Linked DNA regions of Homo sapiens: region 2 is linked to region 1. The links are chromatin loops, found by intact Hi-C in ENCODE. Cell type or tissue: HepG2. All regions are shown on one strand. Each heading gives the region's core, and the rest is flanking DNA. Links, peaks and the distances in the headings are about the cores only.

Evidence for each region. A loop is a pair of places that touch in the nucleus more often than their neighbours do. Peaks named below come from ENCODE experiments on the same cell type or tissue, not always from the same donor. Only the 100,000 strongest peaks of a DNase experiment are listed, where the experiment ranks them.
Region 2: it touches region 1 in a loop (28-fold over the local background); 2 of 110 quality-filtered maps call a loop at or near these places.

Annotation. Positions count from the first base shown.
Region 1 is chr4:69,682,825-69,696,031 of GRCh38, reverse strand. No RefSeq gene overlaps it. Among named protein-coding and RNA genes, the nearest start is that of UGT2A1, 36 kb to the right of the region's middle. In HepG2, for the core only: a CTCF peak has its summit at 6,304 (motif pointing left); a DNase peak (open chromatin) is centred at 6,291.
Region 2 is chr4:70,262,481-70,275,687 of GRCh38, reverse strand. No RefSeq gene overlaps it. Among named protein-coding and RNA genes, the nearest start is that of CSN3, 26 kb to the right of the region's middle. In HepG2, for the core only: a CTCF peak has its summit at 5,808; no DNase peak of the experiment used is centred there.

The DNA.
Region 1 (13,207 bases), core at 2,547-10,546:
GATTGTATATGTAGAAAACCCCCTTGTCTCAGCCCAAAATCTCCTTAAGCTGATAAGCAACTTCAGCAAAGTCTCAGGATACAAAATCAATGTGCAAAAATCACAAGCATTCTTATACACCAATAACACACAAACAGAGAGTCAAATCATGAGTGAATTCCCATTCACAATTGCTTTAAAGAGAATAAAATACCTAGGACTCCAACTTACAAGGGATGTGAAGGACCTCTTCCAGGAGAACTACAAACCACTGCTCAATTAAATAGAAGAGGACACAAAAAATGGAAGAACATTCCATGCTCATGGATAGGAAGAATCAATAGTGTGAAAATGGCCATATGGCCCAAGGTAATTTATAGATTCAATGCCATCCCCATCAAGCTACCAATGACTTTCTTCACAGAATTGGAAAAAACTACTTTAAAGTTCATATGGAATCAAAAAAGAGCCCACATTGCCAAATCAATCCTAAGCCAAAAGAACAAAGCTGGAGGCATCACGCTACCTGACTTCAAACTATACTACAAGGCTACAGTAACCAAAACAGCATGGTACTGGACCAAAACAGAGATATGGACCAATGGAACAGAACAGAGCCCTCAGAAATAATGCCACACATCTACAACTATCTGATCTTTGACAAACCTGACAAAAACAAGCAATGGGGAAAGGATTCCCTATTTGATAAATGGTGCCAGGAAAACTGGCCAGATTTATGTAGAAAGCTGAAACCAGATCCCTTCCTTACACCTTATGCAAAAGTTAATTCAAGATGGATTAAAGTTTTAAATATTAGATCTAAAACCATAAAAACCCTAGAAGAAAACCTAGGCAATACCATTCAGGACATAGGCATGGGCAAGGACTTCATGTCTAAAACACCAAAAGCAATGGCAACAAAAGCCAAAATTGACAAATGGGATCTAATTGAACTAAAGAGCTACTGCACAGCAAAAGAAACTACCATCAGAGTCAACAGGCAACCTAGAGAATGGGAGAAAATTTTTGCAATCTACTCATCTGACAAAGGGCTAATATCCAGAATCTACCAAGAACTCAAACAAATTTACAAGAAAACACCAACCACCCCATCAAAAAGTGGGCAAAAGATATGAACAGACACTTCTCAAGAGAAGCCATTAATGCAGCCAACAGACACATGAAAAAGTGCTCATCATCAGTGACCATCAGAGAAATGCAAATCAAAACCACAATGAGATACCATCTCACACCTGTTAGAATGGCGCTCATTAAAAAGTCGGGAAACAACAGGTGCTAGAGAAGATGTGGAGAAATAGGAACACTTTTACACTGTTGGTGGGACTGTAAACTGGTTCAACCATTGTGGAAGACAGTGAGGCAATTCCTCAGGAGCTAGAACTAGAAATACCGTTTGACCCAGCCATCCCATTACTAGGTATATACCCAGTGGATTATAAATCATGCTGATATAAAGACACATGAACACCTATGTTTACTGCAACACTATTCACAATAGCAAAGTCTTGGAACCAACCCAAATGTCCATCAGTGATAGACTGGATTAAGAAAATGTGGCACATATACACCGTGGAATACTATGCAGCCATATAAAAGGATGAGTTCATGTCCTTTGTAGGGGCATGGAAGAAGCTGGAAACCGTCATTCTCAGCAAACTATCACAGGGACAAAAAACCAAACACCACATGTTCTCACTCACAGGTGGGACTTGAACAGTGAGAACACTTGGACACAGGAAGGGGAGCATCACACACCGGGGCCTGTTGTAGGGTGGAGGGAGGGGGGAGGGATAGCATTAGGAGATATACCTAATATAAATGACCAGTTAATGGGTGCAGCACATCAACATGGCACATGTATACATATATAACAAACCTGCACGTTGTGCACGTGTACCCTAGAACTTAAAGTATAATAAAAGAAAAATAAGTACAAGATCAGCCTGGTCAACATGGTGAAACCACATCTCTACTAAATACATGAAAATTAGCTGGCGTGCTGGTGGGTGCCTGTAATCCCAGCTACTCAGGAGGCTGAGTCAAGAGAATCACTTGAACCCAGGAGGCAGAGATTGCAGTAAGCCAAGATCATGCCGTTGCGCTCCAGCCTGGGCAACAAGAGTGAAACTTCGTCTCAAAAAACATAACAAAACAAACACACAAACAAACAAAAAACAAACACACACCAACAAAATAACTCAAATAAACAATCTAAGTTTGCATCTAAGGGAATAGAAAAAAAAAGAACAAACTTACCCCAAAGCTAGTAGGAGAAAAGAAATGACAAAAGTTAGAGAATAACTGAACAAAATTGAGACATAAAAGTCTATACAATAGATCAATGAAACCAAGTGTTGGCTATTTGAAAAAATAAACAAGATTAATAGACTACTGGTTAGATTAATAAATAAAAAGAGAGAATATCCAAATAAACACATTCAGAAATGACATAGATGACATAACAACTGATCCCACAGAAATAGAAAAGATACTCAGAAAATAATATGTACAAGCGTATGCACACAAATTAGAAAATCTACAGGAAAATGATAATTTCCTGGAAACACACACTCTCCCAGGGTTGAATCAGGAAGAGATTGAAGCCCTGAATAGACAAATATCAAGCTCTCAAATTGACTCTGTAATAAAAAAACCTATCAACCATAAATGCCTTGGACCAGATGGATTCACAGCTAAATTCCACCGGAAGTACAAAGAAAAACTGGTACCTATCCTACTAAAACTATTCCAAAAATATTGAGGAGGAGTGACATTTCCCTAATTCATTCTACCAAGCCTGCATCACTATGATACCAGAATCTTGCTGAAAGACAATGAGAAAAGAAAACTTCAGGCCAATATCCCTGATGAACACAGAAGCAACAATCCTCAACAAAATACTAGCAAACCAAATCCAGCAGCACCTCAAAAAGCTACTTCATCATGATGAAGTAGGCTTTATTCCTGGGATGCAAAGTTGGTTCAACATATACAAATTAATAAATGTGATTCACCCCATAAACAGAATTAAAAGCATAAGCCATATGATCATCTCAGTAGACACAGAAAAAGGCTTTGATAAAACCCAACATCCCTTTATTGTAAAAACCTCAACTAATAGGCATTGAAGGAACATATGTCAAAATAATAAGAGCCATTTATTACAAATCCACAGCCAACCTCAACTGAATGGTAAAAGCTGTAATCATTCCACTTGAGAACTGGAATAAGTTAGGAATGGCCACTCTCATCACTCCTATTCAACATAGTGCTGAAAGTCCTAGCCAGAAAAATCAACCAGATAAAATAATAAAAGGCATCAAAATAGGAAAAGAATAAATCAAACTATCTCTCTTTGTTTTGATATTATTCTTTACCTAGAAAACCTTAAAGACTCCATAAAAATGTTCCAAACTGATAAATGACTTTAGTAAAGATTCAGGATAAAAAACCAATGCACAAAAATCAGCAATTTCTATATACCATTAACCTCCAGGCTGAGAACCAAATCAATAACACAATACCATTTACAATAACCAAAGGAAAATGAAACATCTAAAAATACAGCTAACCAAAAATGGTCAAAAATGTCTACAAGAATAATTACAAAACACCACTGACAGATATCAGAGATGATAGAGATAAATGGGAAACATTCCATGCTCATGAGTTCAAAGAATGAATATCAAAATGGTCACACCACTCAATGCAATTTATGGATTCAATAATATTCTTATAAAACTCCCAAAATCATTCTTCACAGAATTAGAAGAAAGTAAACTATTCTAAAATTCATATGGAACCAAAAAAGAGTGTGAATAGCCAAGGTAATTCTAAGCCAAAGAACTAAGCCAGAGGCACTATACTACCCAACTTCAAACTACATTATAAGGCTACAGTAATCAGAACAACTCGGTACAGTTACAAAAACAGACACATAGACCAATTGAGTAGAAAAGAAACTCACTATTAAAGCCACCCACCCACAAGCATCTGATTTTCAACAAAGGCAGACAAAAACAAGAAATAGGGTAAGAACTCCCTATTCTGTAAATGGTGCTGGTATGACTGATTAGCCACATGCAGAGGAATGAAATTGGACCCATATATTTCACCCTATACAAACATTAACTCAAGATGGATTAAATATTTAAATGGAAGACTTCAAACTATAATAAAAATTTAAATGGAAGACTTCAAACTATAAAAATATTTGAAGAAAACCTAGGATATAATTTCTTGTCAAGGGCCTAGGTAAAATATTTTTGGATAGGTCTCCAAAAGCAATTGCAACAAAAACAAAAATTGGCATGTGGGACATAATTAAATTAAAGAACTTCTGCACCATAAGAGAAACTATCAAGAGATTACACAGACAATGTATGCCAAGTATATACACTGCTGAATTGACAGACTTTTCAATGAATGGTGCTTGGAAAACTGTATATCTGTATGCAGAAAAATGAAACTAGACCCCTATCTCTTGCCATATATAAAAATTAAATAAAGGAGGATTAAATATTTAAATGTAATACCTCAACCATGAAAATACAATAAGAAAATGTTGAGGAAACACTCTAGGACAGTGTTCTGGGAAAATATTTCTTGAGTAAGACCTCAAAAATACAGGTAACCAAAGCAAAAACGGACAATGAAATAGCATCAACCTAAAAAGCTCCTGTACAGTGAAGTAAACAAACAACAAAGTGAAGAGACAGCCCACTGAATCTGAGAAAATATTTGCCAAGTGCCCATCTGACAAAGAATTGATAAGCAGAATCTATAAGGAGCTCAAACAACTCAGTAGGGAAAAAAAATTGTCAATTTTAAAAATGGGTAAAAGATCTGAATGGATATTTCTCAAAAGAAGAATGGCCAACAAGTATATGAAAAAATGCTCAACATCACTAATCATCAGAGGAGTGCAAATAAAATCTATAATGAGATATCTTATCCCAGTTTAAATGTCTTTTACTCAAAAAAGTAGGCAATAACAAATGGCGATGAGGATGTGGAAAAAGGGGAACCCTTGTACACTGTTGCTGAAAAAGTAAATTATTACAACCATTATGGAAAACTGTGTAGTTTCCTCAAAAAACTAAAAATATGACTACCATATGGTTCAGCAATTCTACTGTTTGGTATATATCCAAAGAAAGGAAATCAATATATTTAAGAAATATGTGCACATGCATGTTTAATGCAGGACTATTTACAATAGCCAAGAGGTGAAATCAACATCCATTTCCACCAATGGATAAACGGATAAGGAAATCCTGGTACATAATACACAATGAATTATTATTCAGCCATAAAAATTATGAAATCCTGTCATTTGCAATAACATGGAGTGTCCTCCAGTTACGTTAAATTAAATAAGCCAGGCACAGAAAGAAAAATATTGCATGTTTTCACTCTTATGTTGGAGCTAAAAACAAAAATTAACTCATGGACATACAGAGTAGAAGGATGGTCACCAGAGGCTGGAAAGGGTGGTGAGAATGGGGGGTATAAAGAGGGCGTGGTTAATGGCTACAAAAATCAAGTTAGAATAAATAAGATCCAGTGTTTGGTAGCATAATAAGGTGACTATAGTAAACAGTAAGTTATTGTATATTTTAAAAGAACTAAAAGAGTTGAACTGAAATTTTCCCAACACAAAAAAAGATAAATGCTTGAGGCGATCGGTATCCCAATTACCCTTATTTGATCATTATACACTTTACACTTGCATCCAAAACAACATGTACCCCATAAATATGTGCAACTATTATGTATCCGTAATAATTAAAACTAATCTTTTTATCTTCTAACTAGAATATGCAACAGTTCATTAAGGGAAATAATAAATGGAAAAGTGCAAGCTGTAAATTCTCTGTTTAGCTAGGATTGTAGCTTATCATTACTACACAAATCTAAAACTAATGACACTTTGAAATTTCTTTGCCAAAGATTTTTATTTTTTTGGAATAGTCGTCTTTAAGTTTCATTGTCCCACTTGAAATTACCTTCTGTGTATGTGGCATCTCTAATTAAAGATAGTGGAGTAAAGAAACATATGCATAAGTTTTTGCCCATGCTTTTCTTACTACTGTTTTGTAGTTAAAATGTAAGTGAATAAGAAATATGTAATTGGTGAAAATGGAACATAATTCCAGTTTGCATTTGCCAGGGATTCCTCAACTTCTCTGATTTTGATTTCTTCATCTATAGCATAAAGTTAGGAATAGACAACTTTTGCTAGGGTTCAACATGAAACTGTGTAAAAGCACTTTCGAAACTGTAATATTAAAATCTACATCCTTTAGGATATGCTGCCCTCATGTGGATGATGATTGATAGTGCTGAATAAGTATGATGAGTCCAAATTATTAGGAATTTAATAATTTTGTTGATGGCAAAATGATAAAGTTTCATCTAAATATATATATATATATCCAAAACAGAGATGAACACACACAATATATTTATTAGGAAATTCTGTGGTTATTCTCCAAGCACTAGTTTTTTTTTATATTTATCAAGACTTTTTCAGGTTAGAGTTAGTGCTATTTATAAATTAAAACAAAGATATAAATACATTAAAAGTTTAAGCAGATTTCATTAGCAACATATCGGCTCCATTAATAGGTTTAAAATAATTTTAAACAGTAAAATGACACAATTTTTATTCAATACTATATATTAAAACTTCTAAAACTATTTCCACTAACATCTAATTAATATCCAGGATTATCTGATATAATTTTCAAGATCATTGAATTAAAATATAACTAGGTTTCAAAATAATGCTGGAAAATATTATTGTCTGATCTAAAAATGTTCAATACCTAGTTTCCTGAGGAAGTAACAAAGGTAACACAATAAAAATAACAACAACAACAAAATGATAAACAAGACATTGTAATCCTAGCGTTATTGTGTTTTAATAAGCCGTTTGGAAATCACTCACATTTGATTTTAAATGAGAGATAATTTTACAGGCCTTAAGAATTTATTTGTTCAAAGTCATTCAATGAAAGGTCTAAATAGATTCAAATTACAGAATAACTTGATTGCAGATTTTTATATAGTTTGTATCCATGTTGTATAATCATCATAATTCTATGAGAAAATATCATTTCACAGAAAAATAAGCCTGTGGGAAAATGTGTGTGTGTGTGCCTATGTGTGTGTGTGTGTTGTGTATGTACGTTGAAGGGGGAAGCATGTACTGAATTTGATAGAACTGATTATATTTCACTTGAAAATATTTTTGAGACATCAAATTAAATAGAGTTAGAAATTCCAGGAACTCAAATTCATCAATATAGTTGAGAAATTCTACCAAAGTTTGGCAAAAATATTGTCACATGAGAACAGTTTTAAAAAGCACAAAAATATCTAGGCAAATTCTAATACATTTCTAAGTGTATTGATTCAAATGATCTTTTGCTATTCCTGCTGCCAAAAATAAATTTATTTTAGCCCTGCGGTAGTTGCATGATTATATAAAAATAGAGCACAGTTAAGTGAACACTTTCAAATGTTTCCATTTGCACCCCCAAAAAGGAAAGTATGTAAAGACTAAAACATATTGTCCATTAATTCCTGAAGCCCTTAATGTAGTAAAACCTTCATGCTTTTCAGATTGAGCTTTGAATAAAATTTCTTAAAAAGGTACTTCAAACTTTAATTGACTCTATTAAGCAACAAATGTAGAAAAGTCTTAAATGTAGCCCAATACCCTTATTGATTAAAAAATAGCAGTGAAATTTCTTAATCAGATGAAAAATATGAAACAACAGCTATTAAACAAAAAGAAAAAATAAAACAAGGAAACTACCTTGAGGAAATAATCTACTTAATAATGAATGATTAGAATAATTTTTAAAAATCAGGATCAAGACAAAGATGTTCTTTAACATCTCTCCAATTTAACGTTGAATTTGATGTTTTAATTAATGCAATATACATATTTATGTTTTTCTAAAACAAATTGCTGAATTATTCAAATCAGAAAGTCTATCAGAATTGCTATATATGAAACTAATATACAAAAGTAAATTGCAATCTTACACACAAATAACAATCAGAAATTTTAAAATCACTGAATGAGACACTACAAATAATACAATATACCTATTAATAAATGTAACATAAAAAGATTCTAGTAATTCTAAAACAAATTATCCAATGGTTAATTCTGTGTTTGTATGAACTTTATTTCTAAAATCTGTGAAATAAATAATCGGCTTGATATGGTTTGGCTGTGTCCCCACCCAAACCTCATCTTGAATTGTAGTTCCCATAATCCCCACGTCATGGGAGGGACCAGGTGGAGGTAATCGGATCATGGGGGCGGTTTTTGCCATGCTGCTTTCCTGAGAGTGAATGAGTTTCACGAGATCTGATGGTTTTATAAGCACCTGGCATTTCCCCTGCTTGCACTCATTCTCTCTCCTGCCCGCCTGAGAAGAGGTGCCTTCCGCCATGATGGTAAGTTTCTTGAGACGTCCCCAGCCATGTGGAAACTGAGTCAGTTAATACCCTTTCTTTATAAATTACTCAGCCTCGGGTATTTTTTCATAGTAGCGTGATAATGGACTAATACAGGGCTCAAAATAGCCAAAATACATTTTAAGGACAAAGTCATACTCACCTGAACAGCTAATAAGGTAAATAATAAATAATAACACTTAAGTAATAATATAGTGTGGTAACAACACAGGGATGGAAAACTAGCATATAAAGAAAGGTAGAGACCTAATCATATATGTATAGCTAATATGTCACTGCATTTCATACCACTGGGAAATGGGAAAAATTATAGATTGCTTAATTAATGACCTGAAACAATTGTTTAACCACATAGAAACAAAAAGAGAACTGCATTTTTTTGTGCCTAACAAAACCAATTACAAATTTCTTAAAGAAACAGATTTTAGAAAAAAATAATTTTTATTATATATTATCTGTCAAATAGACATATAGTATTTATATAATATATAATATTAATGTATAAATAATATAATATTTATTACATATTAAAATTATATATGTTATATATCATGTTAACAACTCCTGGTATAGAAGCTCGAAGGTGAGAGGGGCATATATTATTTTGTGTGTTATAAACTTTAATTCTATGCATTGTCTCCATGCAAGAGGATGCTTAATTATCTAGCTAGGAGAAGAGAGTCTTCAATTGACCTGTAGGGTTCAGGGGAATATGGAGGTTCAACGTTCTCAAATATATCAATCCAGCTGTCCCAATCCTATGCCTTGGCTTTGGTGTAGGTTATTTGCTGGCTAGGCAAAAAGAATTGCTGTAAACTCAGCATCCTTTGTAATTCTGAGAAGCCAAAGATTAGGTCCTGGTTATGATTTTCAAGACAGTTTGCCCATTTGCTATGGGACTTAAGGGTCTCTTTAAAAACTAAAAACTCTCAATAAATTAGGTATTGATGGGACGTATCTCAAAATAATAACAGCTATCTATGACAAACCCACAGACAATATCATACTGAATGGGCAAAAACTGGAAGCATTGCCGTTGAAAACTGGCACAAGACAGGGATGCCCTCTCTCATCACTCTTATTCAACATAGTGTTGGAAGTTCTGGCCAGGGCAATCAGGCAGGAGAAGGAAATAAAGGATATTCAATTAGGAAAAGAGGAAGTCAGTGTGGTGATTCCTCAGGGATCTAGAACTAGAAATACCATTTGACCCAGCCATCCCATTACTGGGTATATACCCAAAGGATTATAAATCCTGCTGCTAGAAAGACACATGCACACGTATGTTTATTGCGGCACTAGTCACAATAGCAAAGACTTGGAACCAAACCAAATGTCCATCAATGATAGACTGGATTAAGAAAATGTGGCACATATACACCATGGAATACTATGCAGCCATAAGAAAGGATGAGTTCATGTCGTTTGTAGGGACATGGATGAAGCTGGAAACCATCATTCTCAGCAAACTATCGCAAGGACAAAAAACCAAACACCGCATGTTCTCACTCATAGGTGGGAATTGAACAATGAGAACACATGAACACAGGAAGGGGAACATCACACACCAGGGCCTGTTGTGGGGTAGGGGGAGTGGGAAGGGATAGCATTAGGAGATATACCTAATGTAAATGACGAGTTAATGGGTGCAGCACAACAACATGGCACATGTATACACATGTAACAAACCTGCACGTTGTGCACATGTACCCTAAAACTTAAAGTATAATAACATTAAAAAAAACTGTACTGTAAGTACTATACTCTAAACACAGTATAGAGTATATAAGGCTAAAGTAACCAAAATAACTGGCACAAAAACAGACACATAGATCAGTGCAACAGAATAGAGAACCAAGCTCTGCCACTACCATCCGATCTTTGAGAAAGTCAACAAAAACAAGGAATGGGGAAAGAAGTCACTAATCAATACATGATGGAGGAGTAACTGGCTAGCTATATGCAGAAGACTGAAACTGTACCCCTTCTTTCCACCATATACAAAAAACAACTCAAGATGGATTAAAGACTGAATTGTAAAAACCTAAAATCATAAAAACCTTTGAAGATAACCTAGAAAATACCATTCTGGACATAGGAGTTGGCAAAGATTTCATTATGAAGATAAGAAAAGCAATTGCAACAAAAACAAAAATTGACAAATGGGACCTAATTAAACTAAAGAGCTTCTATACTGCAAAAGAAACTATCAACAGAGTAAACAGCCTACAGAATGGTAGAAAATACTTGCAAACTATGCATCTGACAAAAGTCTAGTATCCAGAATCTATATGGCGCTTAAGCTAACAAGCAAAAACAACCCCATTAAGAATTGAACAAAGAACATTAGCAGACAATTTTCAAAAGCACACATACATGCAGCTAATAAGCATATGAAAAACTACTCAAAATCAATAATCATTAAAGAAGTGCAAATCAAAACCACAACAAGATACCATCTCACACAAGTCAGAATTGCTATTATTTAAAAGCCAAAAGATAAACAGACGATGGCGAGGTTGCAAAGAAAAGGGGATGCTTATATATTGCTGGTGGGAATGTAAATTAGTTCAGCCATTGTGAAGCAGTTTGGTGATTTTTCAAAGAACTCAAAGTGGAATTACCATTCAATCCAGCAATCCCATTGTTCGGTATATGCTCAGTCATATAAATCATTTTACCTTAAAGACATAGGCACACGTGTTCATCACAGCACTATTCACAATAGGGGAGACACAGATTCAATCTAAATGCTTATCAATGGTAGACTGAATAAAGAAAATGTGGTATATATACACAATTGAATACTATGCAGTAGGAAAAACAAACAAAAACAAAAACAAAAAAATGAGATCATGTCCTTTGCAGCAACATGGATGGAGCTGGAGGTCATTATCCTATACAAAATAACACTGGAACAGAAAACCAAATACCACATGTTCTCACTTATAAGTGGCAGCTAAACATTGAGTATATATGGACATGAAGAAGGAAACAACAGACTTTGGGGCCCACCTGAGAGTGGAGGGAGGAAGGAGGATGAGGATCAAAAAACTACCTATTGAGTCCTATGCTTATTACCAGGTTGATGAAATAATCTGTACATAAAATACCCAAGCACAAAATTTACCTATGTAACAAACCTTCACATGTATCCCTGAACCTAAAATAAAAGTTTGAGAAAAGAATTACTATGAGAAAAAATAAAACCTGTCATGGATGCCTTCTGCTTTTTATTGTGTCCTGAGATATACATGGCTGAATTGATTCTGTTATCTTCTTTCTACCTTATGTTGTTGAAGGTAATAAACGCAGCTAACAGGTACGTAATCTTATAATCGTTATTGGTCCCATATTTCTTAAGTGTTGATTTTGCACAAGAATAGTCCATCCTCTTCCATCTGTTCCTCATCACAATTCACCAACAATGAAAATAGTAGTAACTGTGATTGTACTGCATGCCAAGTAATATCTACCTCACTTCTACCAGTAATGTAGTTTTTATAGCTGTATGGCCTAGAATCACTACAGTATTACCCTCTGTTTTGAGTTCCTAAAGAAATAGGCTCTCAGGAAAAAATTTGAGTGCAAATAATTTCTGTAAGAAGCATTGCCAGGTAATTCCACAAGAGCAGTGGATAACATTAAATAGGGAAAGGACAAGAGCCAATATAAAGGTATTACTAAGTCACTTACCACTGTCGGAAACTGTGCACACATGTAATAAAAATCAACATAATATTTAACAGAATATTGTGTATTCTGTTATATATTTAAAAATATATAAAATGTTATTTAATAATAAATACAAAAAATCATTACAAAGAACATGAGAATTAAAGAATTGAAGTCACAGATAGAAGGAGCAAACAAGCAGGCAAGATATGTAGAATTGTATTGTAATATTTAATTTCTTTAGATGGCTATCAGATAGATTAGTATTTGTTTTACCTCACTTTATGTGTGAAATTATGTATGACTATGTATAAAAATAGTTCAAATAAAACCTTTGAGATAAAGGTAAAAAATTGAGCTTAATACTTTTTGTAACAGATTTATTTGAAAGTAAATTAAACAAAAATAAAGACATAAGCAAAAGCATTTCAGAAAATAAAAACAACAAGAAAGATAAAGATTTTACAAAATTAATGCAGGTCAAAATGCCCAGAAAAACACCTTAAAAAGGCATGTTGTATATCGTAAAATATAACAAGAACATTTAGTTTTTGCAAATTATTTTTCATGAACAATATGAACTCTATTATTTCTTATTTACTTTCTGTATGCTTATTTTGTCAATTAGTAAATGAAGGCCATCATGATTTCCAAGTATAAATGGGAATCTATTTCTCCTTTAATTTTCATCAATTTGCTTTCTTTACTTTGATGCTGTTAGGTACATATATATTTATGATTGTTATGTCTTCTTGATGAAATGACACCTTTAATTATCAAGTCACCATTTTTCCCTAATAATTTTTCCAAAAATTTACTTTATTTGATATTATTGTAGCCACCCCAGTTTTACTATACTTGTATTACTATAAAATGTGTATTCTCATTTTATTTTTAAACTTTTTCTTTATAAAATGAGTTTCTTCTAGACATCATATAGATGTCTAGAAAAACCAATCTGACAATGTCTAATTTTTAGTGAGGGTAGTGAGACCATTTATATTTATTGTGATTATTCATATGTTTGAGGAGA
Region 2 (13,207 bases), core at 2,284-10,283, 580 kb before region 1:
TGATTGTCATCAACCTTAGTGCTGACTTACAAAGTTTCGGGGTAGTCCTGAATTTGCTAAGGCTCGCATTAGTCAAAGAAGTTCCAGATGCAACTTTTTGTCCAGTCCCCAATTTACCTCTAGATGAGTTGTTGCTAAACTTAGCCTACATTTTGTTGGTTAGTGCTGATATTGTTATAGGCACCCATGTTTCTGAAGAAGGAGATGTAGTGAGCACATTTGGGAGCATGTTGATGACCATTCTTGCTAATGTGGTCCTTGTGGAAGTAGTAGGTTTGGGGGCTGTCTGGGGAGTGGTAAGAGCGTGGACCCTGAGGAAGTGGTGATATGTGGTAGATTCTTTGAAAAAGCAGTGACAATAAGATTGTGCCTAGAGAAATGAAGGAAGTTAGCAGGATGTGAGTACAGAAGGTCAGGTACTGGTTATACCTGTAGAAAAGAGTTCATTTAAAAGTCTATGTAATTTGAACCCTGCCTCTCCTTTTTTAAATCTTATTTTCTCCTCCACTACCCTCTTCATGAACCATTTGCTCTGGATTATCTAAACCACATCCTATTTTCCTTAAAGGTCTGTTGCTTTTCTGATGTTCTTCACTCTTTCTGGAATGCTCCTAGACTTCTAAACTAGGGGTCTCAATGACCTTCATGTTCTTTCAGGCCCAAATAAAATATTCTCACTCTTGGGAGTCTTCTTATGTGCCCAACTTGAGTTATTTTTTTCCCTCATCTGAAACCCAATGATTCTTTATATATTTTTAATGAGATTTGCCACTTTTATTTTGGCATAAAACTTATGTGGCTAATATTCAAGAATGAATTCCTAAGTTCCTTGCAGTTGAGGTCCATATCTGCTTTATTTTCTTTCAGTATCATTTTAGCAGGAGTCAGGTGTTACATGTAATTTCCAATATACTTTTATTGAAATGAATTCATGAGAAATTTTATAGTAATGTACCTTATATTAGTGACACTAAGAATAAGAATATGGAAAGAATTTATTCTATTCTTTAACCTAAAGAAATATACAAATTATTTAGTCCAAATTCCTTTTATTGGGTATTGATAAACATATATACAATTTTAATGTAGAAAGGCATATTTAGAAACATTGCAGTAGTTAAGCATGGAGCATTTGAAGAAAGAATGCCTGGATTTCACACCTACCTGTGTTTTATATTTTCTTGCTTCATTTTCTTCATGATTGTAGAGTTGTTTAAGTGTTACATGAATAAATCAATGTGAAGTGCTTACATTCACACTGCCTGGAACATAGGAAAGTACTAAATAAATGCTGTTTAATGATGATAATTAGATTAGGGCTTTTATTATAATGGATTGAGGAATATATTAAAGGTCTATTCAGAGTAACAACAATTAGATGATATTCAAGAGAAGCATTACCATGCTGTGAAGCATTATCCTAATAGGATGATGATTTCCTAGTCTAAGGTATAAGACTTTCAGATGGCACTTTATGTAGAACAAGTACCATAATTTAATCAGGTATCAGAATTCTAATGTTAGAGTCTTGAATGCATGCAATATATTTATGTAAAGTCATGTATTATTTCAAAAATCAGACACTGGCACTATTTAAACATAGTGGCTTATTTCTCTCTTGAATGGCTACACAAAGCAGGTATTGTGAATGTGATATTTCTTACTACTTCTCATTACTATATCCTAGTCCCATGAAATTTCCTGAAAGCCTTTACAAAATTTGTAAATTTTGATTTTATATTTCTTTAACTAGAGTTTTAATTTTGTGATGGGAGACAGCATGCTTTATAATTTTCAATCCTGTTCTCTCAAAACACACACACACACACACACACACACACACATACACACACTCACAATTCAATATAGCCATGTAGCCCCAGGCATAAGCTATAATTATACCTGTGTATTGAATAGGAATTGCAGCATTCTTGCTGGTATTAGAGAGAGCATCAATTATAGTAGGTTCTGTGGTGGTGTGGTAGTAGGGTAGGTTTGAGTGGTTGTGAAGACAATAGCAATATGTTACTTAGTATTGGTATAAGGAGTTGGATTTTGGATAGACATGGTAACAATAGGGGTTAACAGAGAAGAAGTTGTTGATATTGCTTTAAGAATGTGTTGTGAGGATTGTAAGGATTCCAATATGGTAGATTTGTAAGATACGTAGTTGGTGGAAACCAGTCATTCTAATATTTAGCTGTATTGGTAGATGTGCTGGGGCTATTCTTGATTGAAATTGAGTTTGCTGGTTTTCCTTAAATGGAGTTGAGCAATGATGAGCTTTGCCTAGTGGATTTGAAGAGTTTAGAGTTTGTGATGGGTGTGGTGGAGTTTGAATTGATGTAAACAGAGAAGGAAATAAAGTGTTTTCTTTCTGTAGTTTGAAAAGGTAATCATAGATCTTGTTAAATGATTGTGGTACAAATGAGTAGATGCTTGTGGATGAGATGAAGGCCGGTAGGGTACAACCCATGTAGGTCCAATCCATAATGAGGAGCTCAATTTGGTTGATCAGATATTTCTTGATACTTGGCAAATTAAAGGAAAAAAAATTATTAAGTTCACTTGAAGTTCATTAAAATCAAACAAAGGTAATAAGCTTACCTTAGCGCTAACAGCAAATCAACCTTTACAGAGATTTTCCTATTCACTACTATAACTAAAAAATATCAAAATAAACAAAAATATAAAAAGTAAAAAATAACTAAAAATTTAAATTAAGATAAATAAGGAATTGTGCTGCTATTATAAAAAGAAAGCAACATATAAAAATAATCTTGTGCTTCATTCAGATTACCTATATGCAAAAGGAGATTATAATGGTATTCTCTTCATAAGGTCATTTTGATGATTAAAAATATATGTAAAGCATTTATAACATTGCAAGGTATATAATAAACTCAGTTTTATTTATTACTATCATTAGTGTTATTAATAAGAGTACAGCAAGAAAAATTATCCTATGTTACATGACAGAGGCAAGTTGACATAGTAGAAAGTGTGTGGGCTTTAGAATCAGAGAGATCTGAGTTCAAATCCAGATCAAGCACCTCTCAGCCTTGCGACCTCGAAAAGTTTCTTTGTATCTTTGCATTTTTCCATTTCTGTAATGGTAAAAATAATGAGTTACTGTAATGATCAGAAAAATACAATTTTTTAAAAAATTCTAAAATGTCAAACATTGTATGAGGAACCATTGACTAAATAACAGATTACGAGTATAAAGAAACAACCACTAATATAAAATAAATCTTCATTAATTATAGAACATTTAAGTTTCAGAAGTATTGAAATATAAAAATCTATCCAACTTAGAATTTAAAATTTTATAATATGTATAAAACGTTTAGACTCATATACAGAATGTGGGAGTTTTCACAAGGGATAGGCTACTTTACATTCATATTAAGAATGAATAATTAAGATCTAAATAAATAATTGAAACAAAATTGCAAAGTAAACTCAATTATTTTACCTTTGTAAGAAAAGGGTTTTCAAGAACTATGAAAGCATTCACATATGTGGAATAATTTTCTGTAGCATCTCCTTTACATTATCACCTATTTGCACTCTTAAAGTTATCTTTTTAAATCATTTGAAATTAGGCTCTGTGTGGTCAATGAATAGTCCATGACTGACAGTGGCTTTTCCAATAACTCTGAAAATGTCATGGGGCTCATTCTGAACACGAGAAATATTCTCCTAGTTTATTTTTCTTCACTCATTGTCTCAACTTCAAGAACGAAAAGGAGTGTGATAGACTGTCTTTTCCAACTCTAGTTGACAATAATTGTATTGGGGTTATGAAAATAAATGAGATCAAATTTGTGAGCCTTTCCTTAAAACCTTCCCAATTTGAATTCTTTGTGGAGTTACCTATTTAGATGCTGTGACGTATATTTTTGAAAATAGTGATTTTGAACTTCTAATAACTAACCACAATAAGATTCCCGGAATGATTTTAAATGATTAATTTTTTTTCTAGAAAATCAATTTGGTAGATCATATCTCATTGGGCAGTATTTTCTTTTTCACAGAACCTGGAGCTTCAAATTTATCTTAAAGTTTCCCTTTTAAATTCTAATGAAGCCAAGCAAATTATTAATTACATAATTTTTAATGTTTATAATGAATAATTTTGTATCAAATATTGATTCAATAATGTTATATTTTATGTGCTTTATAAATGTCTATGCTACAACTGGGATCTTTGCATAATCAATGTGTTTAACAATCTTATTTTGATTTCTAAAAATTTTTGTTAAAAATTATAGTCTCGAGATATTCTTATAAATGGTAAGGTACAGACCTCTCTAAGTAACCTGGAGGTGTAGAAAGAAAGATGCTGGAAGATTTTACATAATACAATTGTCATGTTTAACTTCATAGTCAACTTCTCATGGTTTTTGGATAACCCACAAATAACTACAATTTAGTTATTTTTCATGATTTTTGCCAGCCTGCTCAAGTGGAGCCTATCCAGACTGATCCCTTTGCTAGTTGCTGTTTTACCCCCAAAATGTAAAACATGGTTTATTGTTTCCAGGTTACTTCCATTTTTTTCTTTTCTCTCTTCCTCATCACAAGTCTCATGTTTTCCCTTTTCTCATTGACAACATTTGCCTTCATTTGCATGCAAATAACTGCACGTCTCAAAGTTATCCTTTGACAATCTTTATGTAACTTTTGAGCTATATATTTATTCTGTTTTTTTTTTTGTTATATAAATTCACTGGTGCCGAGTTGCTTGTTGAAAGTATTAACTCACATGATTTTTCCTTTATAATGTAATCACCAGCTTCATAACATGGTTGCAAGATATGCTGTGGCTTACAGTTAAAAATAATTTATAAGCTCAACATGGTTTAAATGGTTTTTTTAGTTTACCAGATTTATAAAATAATTTCTTACTCATTAGAACAAGACCTTCTAAGCAACTCCCAGTTAATGTATTTATTGTAATTGGCGAAACATAATTAAAAAAATACAGGTGTTTTAAGTGTCAATTTTTACACATTTGAAAACCTACTTCTAGTTATTTTAAATTAATAATTTAATTAGTTAATAAATTTCAAGAAACATTAAATATCTTAAAGATTGATTCTCTGGTTTTCAAAGTAAACTCAAAGTAAAACTGGTAGAATTGGAAAACTCAAAAAACTGTAATAAAAATAAAAATAATTACTTATAATCTCATTACCTTGATAACTTTCTTAAAAAAATTGTAGTTTAGCTAATTATATTTGACTTTTAATAGTTGTGATTATGCAAAAATTATGTATTATATTTTTATGTTATTTTAATATGTATTAAATTATGTATTATAGATTATATATTATGTTTTTTATACCCCAAATATTATATAAGCATGGAATTCTATTGTAAACTTTCTATAAATATAAATTTAATGACTTACGGTCATCCCATGTGGATATTCTACAGGACAGATTCTAATCCATTCTTTAATTGATAGGTCGTTTTCAGTTTATCATTACTACAAATAATTTGCAATGAATATATTATTCATAAAGCTTTCTCTTATTTTCCTTACTTCCTTTATCTTTAAGTGGTAAATAAGTATATTTTTTATTTACTTATAAGTAATTTTATTGCTATTCTTATGATTATGATATATTAGCTTATAATGTTACTATATTTTTTCTATTGTTTTTGTTTCTTTGCTGACTAAATTGTGCTGAAGTAACTGCATAAGCATAAGGTGAACTTCCACCACCCCAAAATTTAAAACCTTTGAGGTAATCTGAGAGCTTCAGAAACAAGCAGCCATCTTGTTTACGTTTATAATCACCTAAAGAGGGAGCTCTTGGTTTGATGATTTTTCTCATGTCTAGTGAAAGAGAAGCAAAGTATATTTAATATTTTAAAATGAGGATTTGAAATCTAACTTTTCTTACCTATTGCACTGAGGATATATGATTTCTGAGAGGACAGGAAAGAGCAAATGATGAGTCCACCTGTTAAATTTGAAGACAAGGATCACTAAGTTGGATAAAATCGTGCTCTAAACGTTTCTTATTATTCGTCCCTGCTGATTAAAAAATAAATTTATATCTAAATTATGCACATGTATTATATAAGATATATTATATATACCTAAAATATAGCGAACAGAGGAGTTTAAAGTGTCGGATAAAAAGATATTTAAGGTTTAACGCTTTCTTTCTGTTCTGCATTTGTCTTCTTAAAGACAACTAAACAAGGCTATGTATAAGCTAGTGATATTACACTATCAGATCATCTCTATTTCAAATGTTCACAATTGGTCCATAAAGAATTAGAAGATATTTTTCCTGTGAATCAGCAAAAATTCCTGGAACAACCCTAGGTTATATTTATATGCAAAACAATTTATACCACATATCTCCAGAGGAAAAATCTAGAACGCTAAAGGATAAACCTAACAAACATATAATGGAAAAAGAAGTATCAGAAGCCAAAAGCAAAACAAAAGTGATATAAGCACCTTTGCCCATAGAATTAGGCATTTCAGGAAATGGTGGCAAAGCATTCAGCCGTCTTAAATTCTATAAAAACTATTGACTTTTTATAATAATTCAAGTGAAAGAGATTTTATGGAATGACTTGTTTGTTTTTATATATCAAGCGTGCCCATAAATGTTTGCATATATATGTGTGTATTTCCGTGTGTGTGAAAATACATATACATATACATATTTAGATATTCCAATAGCCACTCCTGATTCTACTCTGAGAGCATTTCTACAGAATCATGATTTGATATAAAAACAATAAGGGGAAAAATGCTAAACTTACTAATACACACATAGTTGAGAACATAACTTATGTTGAGAAATTTTAAATAAACCTCGAGATAATCCTGAGTGCCCCCTCAGTTAAATTCTTGTTTTTTTTTAGAAGCAAATAGTATTTAATTTTAAATAACTATTCTGATGATAATCAAAGCTTAATTTTCATCAAGACAAGTTTTATACTTTTTTTATACGATTTTGCCGATAAAAGTACAATTTCATTGAAGGTGCTGATTCAAAGGGGGGAAAATATCCTTAATTAAAGAGAATGCTTAATTTAAGAGATCATGATTATTTTATTCTTGAACCAAATTGAATATTATTTCTTAACTTTTCTTCACATAACTAGTTTATGCAATCAAAATGACTGGCTATATATCAAATACATATCACGATATTTTAATGCCTGCCTGAAAGAGAAAAAAATCACGAACCTACTAAAATAAGACATTTCCAAAGACTCTGGCATTACCTACACAGATTAAGTGTCTGAGATCTTCAGATTCCTAGGAATGAATCAATGGTTTTTGATTTTACTGAGAATTACATTTATTTATTTATTTATTTATTTAGAGACGGGGTGGATTGCAGTGGCGCAATCATAGCTCACTGCAGCCTCGAACCCCCAGGCTTAAGGGATCCTCCCATCTCGGCCTCCCAAGTAGCTGAGACTCCTGGCATGCCACCAGGCCTGGCTAATTTTGTTTTGTTTTGTTTTGTTTTTTTTTTTTTTTTTTTTTTTTTGAGACGTAGTCTCGCTCTGTCGCCCAGGCTGGAGTGCAGTGGCATGATCTCGGCTCACTGCAAGCTGTGCCTCCCGGGTTCACCCCATTCTCCTGCCTCAGCATCCGGAATAGCTGGGACTACAGGCGCCCGCTACCACGCCCAGCTAATTTTTTGTATTTTTGGTAGAGACGGGGGTTTCACCACGTTGGCCAGGATGGTCTTGATCTCTTGACCTCGTGATCCACCTGCCTGGGCTTCCCAAAGTGCTGGGATTACAGGCGTGAGCCACCGCGCTTGGCCAGGCCTGGCTAATTTTTGTATTTTGTAAAGATGGGGTTTCACTATGTTACCCAGGCTGGGCTCAAATTCCTGAGCTCAAGCTATCTGCCAGCCTCAGTCATCCAATTGCTGGGATTACAGGTGTGAGCCACTACGAGAATTTTTAGCTGAATCTTAATGAGACAATCAAGAACACGTTCTATTCTTCCTACTTTTATTTTCTTAGGAAAGAGGGGAAAAATGAACAATTATGTGATTACTTGTGTTTTAATTGTTAATATTTCTTGAAGGAAAAATAAAGTGACAGTTCTTTGATAAGCATTGATTCTTCATATGTGATTCTCTTAGTAATGCCATTTTAACTTTAAAATTCCTTTTATTCTGTTAGAAATTTGATTTCTCTTGTTTCAATCATCTAGCTCTCTTAGAAGTTCATAACTTGTCTAGAATAAACTTTGAAATTTGGTGTAAATAATTGAGATGTATTTTAAGTCTATATAAAGGATTTTAAATAAAGTTTATTTCAAAGATATTTTCTACATTTTTTTGTGTTTTTTAGAAGCGGAAATCTTTAGTCTCTATATAGACTGTATGTATGAGCTCTGGTTTTCAAAATCTGTATTCAAAATGCATGCTGACTATTGCCCAGTGTTCATATACAAGCATGATGTGCCTTTTCAGAATAATCCTATTGCATAAAAGAGATAAGTGGAGATCAATGAAAAATTATGATGTCATATATTTGTATGTTATTATTGTGACATTCAATCTTATTTTTTAGGTATATTTTTATAACCACAAAGATTTTTTCAAGGTATCTGTTAATTATTAATGATACTTTAATCCCTTTCCTTAAGTGTAACTGTTTACGTGTTTTATCTGTATGAATCTGAGATTTCCTAAGAAGCAGGAATATATTGTTTCAAAGGTAAAGTTGAGAGTACTGCAAAAATTCTTCTTTCTCAATTATAAATTGTAATTATAGGAATTCTCCTTTTCTTTACATTATTAGGGAAAAATACCTGTTGTATTTAAATTAATATATTTGTATACTTCCCCTACTATTTTGGGAATCCATTTTATTAATTTCTGAGATGCATAAATAGAAGTATAACTTTTTGATATATCTACTCTAATGTCCCCATGATACTATAAATTAATACAGCACTTTACCTCTTCCTATGACTTTGACTGGGCCCCATGAGTTTGCATACATAGTCTTATTTTTAAAATCTCCTATTATTGCCTATTTTACTACAGTTTTCTTACTTTGAAAAAGTAAACTTTTTACTATTTCATAGTTTTTAGATTTGTTGCAGTCGGTAGGTCTCTGGTAATATAATTTCTGAGTTTTTCACATTTAGGGAGGTTATCTTTGTGACCTAATATGTGATCCAGTTTTGTAATGTACCATGGGTATTTAAAATAATGATATGCTCTCAGTTTTTAACACAGAGGTTGGAACAGATGCAGCCCATCTCAAAGTAAATTCTTCCTTTTGCCTACAGACTGACTTATAAATCTTGTTTTGTAATATCTTTTGTAAAAAAATTTTCTGAGTACGTAGAAGATATATATATATTTATCAGGTGAGGGAGATGTTTTGACACAGGCAAGCAATGTGAAATAAGCACATTATAGAGAATGGGCTATCCATTCCCTAAAGTATTTATCCTTTGAGTTACAAACAATCCAATTACCCTCTTTAAGTTATTTTAAAGTGTATAATTAATTATTATTGACTACAGTCACCCTAATGTGTTATCTAACAGTAGGTCTTATTCTACCTTTTTGTACCCCTTAACCATCCCCACATCCCCTCCCATCCACCCACTACCCTTCCCAGTCTCTGGTAACCATCTTTCTACTCTCTATGTTTGTGAGTTCAGTTGCTTTGATTTTTAGATCCCACAAATAAGTGAGAACATGTGATGTGTCTTTCTGTGCCTGGCTTATTTCAATTAACATAATGATCTCCACTTCCATCCATGTTGTTGCAAATGGCTGGATCTCATTCTTTTTTATGGCTGAACAGTACTCCATTGTGTATATGTACTACATTTTCTTTATCCATTCATCTGTTCATGGACACTTAGTTTGCTTCCAAATCTTAGGTATTGTGAAAAGTGCTGCAACAAACATAGGAGTGCAGCTATCTTTTTGATATACTGATTTCCTTTCTTTTGGGTGTATACCCAGAAGTAGGATGGCTGGATCATATGGTACTCAATTTTTCATTTTTTTGAGGAACCTCCAAACTATTTTCCATAGTGGTTGTAGTAACTTACATTCCCATGAACAGTGTACAAGGGTTCCTTTTTTCCACATCCTCACCAGCATCTGTTATTGCCTTTTGGATATAAGTCATTTTAACTGGGCTGAGGTGATATCTCATTGTAGTTTTGATTTGCATTTGAGCATCTTTTCATATACTTGTCTGCCATTCTGCCATTTGTATGTCTTCTCTTGAGAAATATCTATTCAAATCTTTTGCCTTTTTTTTTTTTTTTTTTTGAGACAGGGTCTCGCTTCATCACCCACGCTGTAGAGCACGATCTTGGCTCATTGAAACTTTTGCCTCCCACCCCCAGGTGATTCTCCCACCTCAGCATCCTGAGTAGCTGGAACCAAAGGCGTATACCATACCTTGCATTTTACCCATTTTAAAACCCAGAACATTGATTTTTTCTATAGAGTTATTTGAGCTCCTTATATATTTTAGTTATTAATCCCTTGTCAGACGGCTAGTTTGCAGATATTTTCTTCCATTCTAGGTGTCTCTTCAGTTTGTTGATTCTATCCTTTGCTGTGCAGAAGCTTTTTAACTTGATATGTTCCTATCTGTCCATTTTTTGGTTTGGCTGACGGTGCTTCTGGGTATTGCTCAAGAAATTATTGCCAATGTCCTAGAGACTTTTCCAGTGTTTTCTTGTAGTGGTTTCAGAGTTTGGGGTCTTCAATTTAAGTCTTTAATCCATTTTGGTTTGCTTTTTGTATATGCTGAGAGAAAGGAGCCTAGTTTCATTCCTCTGCATATGGATATCCAGTTTTCCCAGCACCATTTATTGAAGAGACTGTCTTTTCTGCAGTGTATGTTTCTGGCACCTTTGTTAAAAATGAATTCACTGCAGATGTGTGGATTTGTTTCTGGGTTCTCTATTTTGTTCCATTGGTTTGTTTGTCTGTTTTTATGCCAGTACCATGCTGTTTTGGTTATATAGCTCTGTAGTATAATTAGAAGTCAGGTAATGTGATTCCTCCAGTTTTGCTCTTTTTGCTCAGGATAGCTTTGGCTCTTATGGGTCTTCTGTGGTTCCATGTAAATTTTAGATTTTTTTTTCTATTTCTGTGAAGAATGTCATTGGTATTTTGATAGGGATTGCATTGAATTGTAGATTGCTTTGGGTTGTATGGACATTTTAACAATACTGATTCTTCCAATCCATGAATATGGAATATTTTTCCATTTTTGGTATCTCTTCAATTTCTTTTATAAGTCTTTAATAGTTTTCATTATAGAGATATTTCACTTCTTCAGTTAATTCCCAGGTATTTAATTTTATGTGTGGCTATAGTAAATAGAATTACTTTTTTTTCTTTTTCAGATTGTTCACTGTTGGCATATAGAAATGCTACTTAGTTTTGTATATTGATTTTGTATCCTGCAACTTTGCTGAATTTGCTTATCAGTTCTAATAGTTTTCTTGTGGAGATATTATCTTGTAACCAGTTATCCAATTCAGAAAATAGCTTCTTCTTTAACACCATCTTATCCAATATACAAATTCTCAATTTTTACTGATATTTATTCCCTAATATATCTCAAAATTGTCCCCTCAATTTCACCATTAGGCTTTTACTAACTCTCACCTTCATCTTACATTAGCTAAAAGAATTTACCTTCTTTTACACAAGTCTTAAGTTATTTCATTGTTTATAGCAAGGATTACAAGCTTAAATGCCTAAATTTATGAGAAGCTACTCTGCAGTGAATGGGTGGAAACAGGTGAAATGAGGAGAGCATGCCTCAGTTATAAGAGCAGGGAGTAGCCGCTACTTAGTTCTAGTTCAGGTATACTCAAATTATTGGTCACGAATGAGATAAGGAGCTTGCACCAGAACACATTGCCTTTGTCAACAAGAAAGTCTTGCTACTGAATAAGTGAATGAGTAAATGAATGAATCAATAGTTAAAAAGAAGCTGAAATAAATAGTGTGTGTACATAATGACAAAAAGTGATTTATGGCCTTCACTCATAACTGACCAGTAAACAGTTTATGGTCCAGCAGCCAGCTTGCAGCACACATCCATTCAAGTGCCATCTTTTCCATAACACTTTTTCTTTAAGAGACAGAATCTCACTTTGGAGTGCAGTGGCACAATCATAGCTTACTGCATCCTTGAATTCCTGGGCTGAAGCAATCCTGCCACTCAAATATCCCAAGTAGCTAGGACTACAAGTGCACACCATCATAACACTTTTTTTCCCTGATCACTGCCATGATCTCTCAGTCTGTAAGATGCCTCCTTTTCTATTTTGAATTGTACCATGATTAGTTGTATACATATGGTATGATTCCTCTTTTACTGTGAAGTCCATTAGTCCACAATAATTGTCTGGGTCTTTTTGTACTGTCTCATAGCACTTAGCAGAGGGACTTGCTATTAGTAGATGTTCAAAATATATTTTTAAGTGAACATGTTAAATGAATATACCCAATTACCTGAAATTACTTTTTTTTAACAAAATAAGAGCCTTGGTCAATATTTTAGGTGTATAAATGTTTAAATGTATAAGAAAAACCAGAGCAGTTAGCAGAAAATTATTAGACATTAACGTGTGACACTACAGAGCAGATGAAAATTTATGCCTGTGCTTAGCAGATTCTTATCATATTTCTCATCTGCAGTTAAGTATCTTCAATGGCTATACAAAGAAGAGAAACTTTGTCTACTAGTTTGGTTTAGGCTTATAATATGAATCTAGATTATGAAAATATAATATGTACTCATGATACATATCAATTATTTATCATGGGTACATTGATTTTAAAATCTGTGGAATAGTCTTGATAATGAGTATTTTAAGATAAAAACTGATAAATCTAAAACTTGTGGCCTGAAAGGAAAAATATTTGTTTTTAATTCTTCTTTTAAAATACTAGATTATGATATATGCATCCTGTTGACTCCACATTGCAAAAGAGCAGAAGAAATTTGTGATGGGAAAAGTAAATTTATGGGTATGGCCCTTTTGGTGAGCTATAGAATGATAGCTCTCTCTCTCTCTCTCACCAACACCCCCAACACAAACACACGCCCTATAAAATTAGATCAACATCCCATACTTATTTCTCAGAGGATGTAGGTGTTTGAAGGAATAGTGATAGCTTGGAGGAAAGGACCA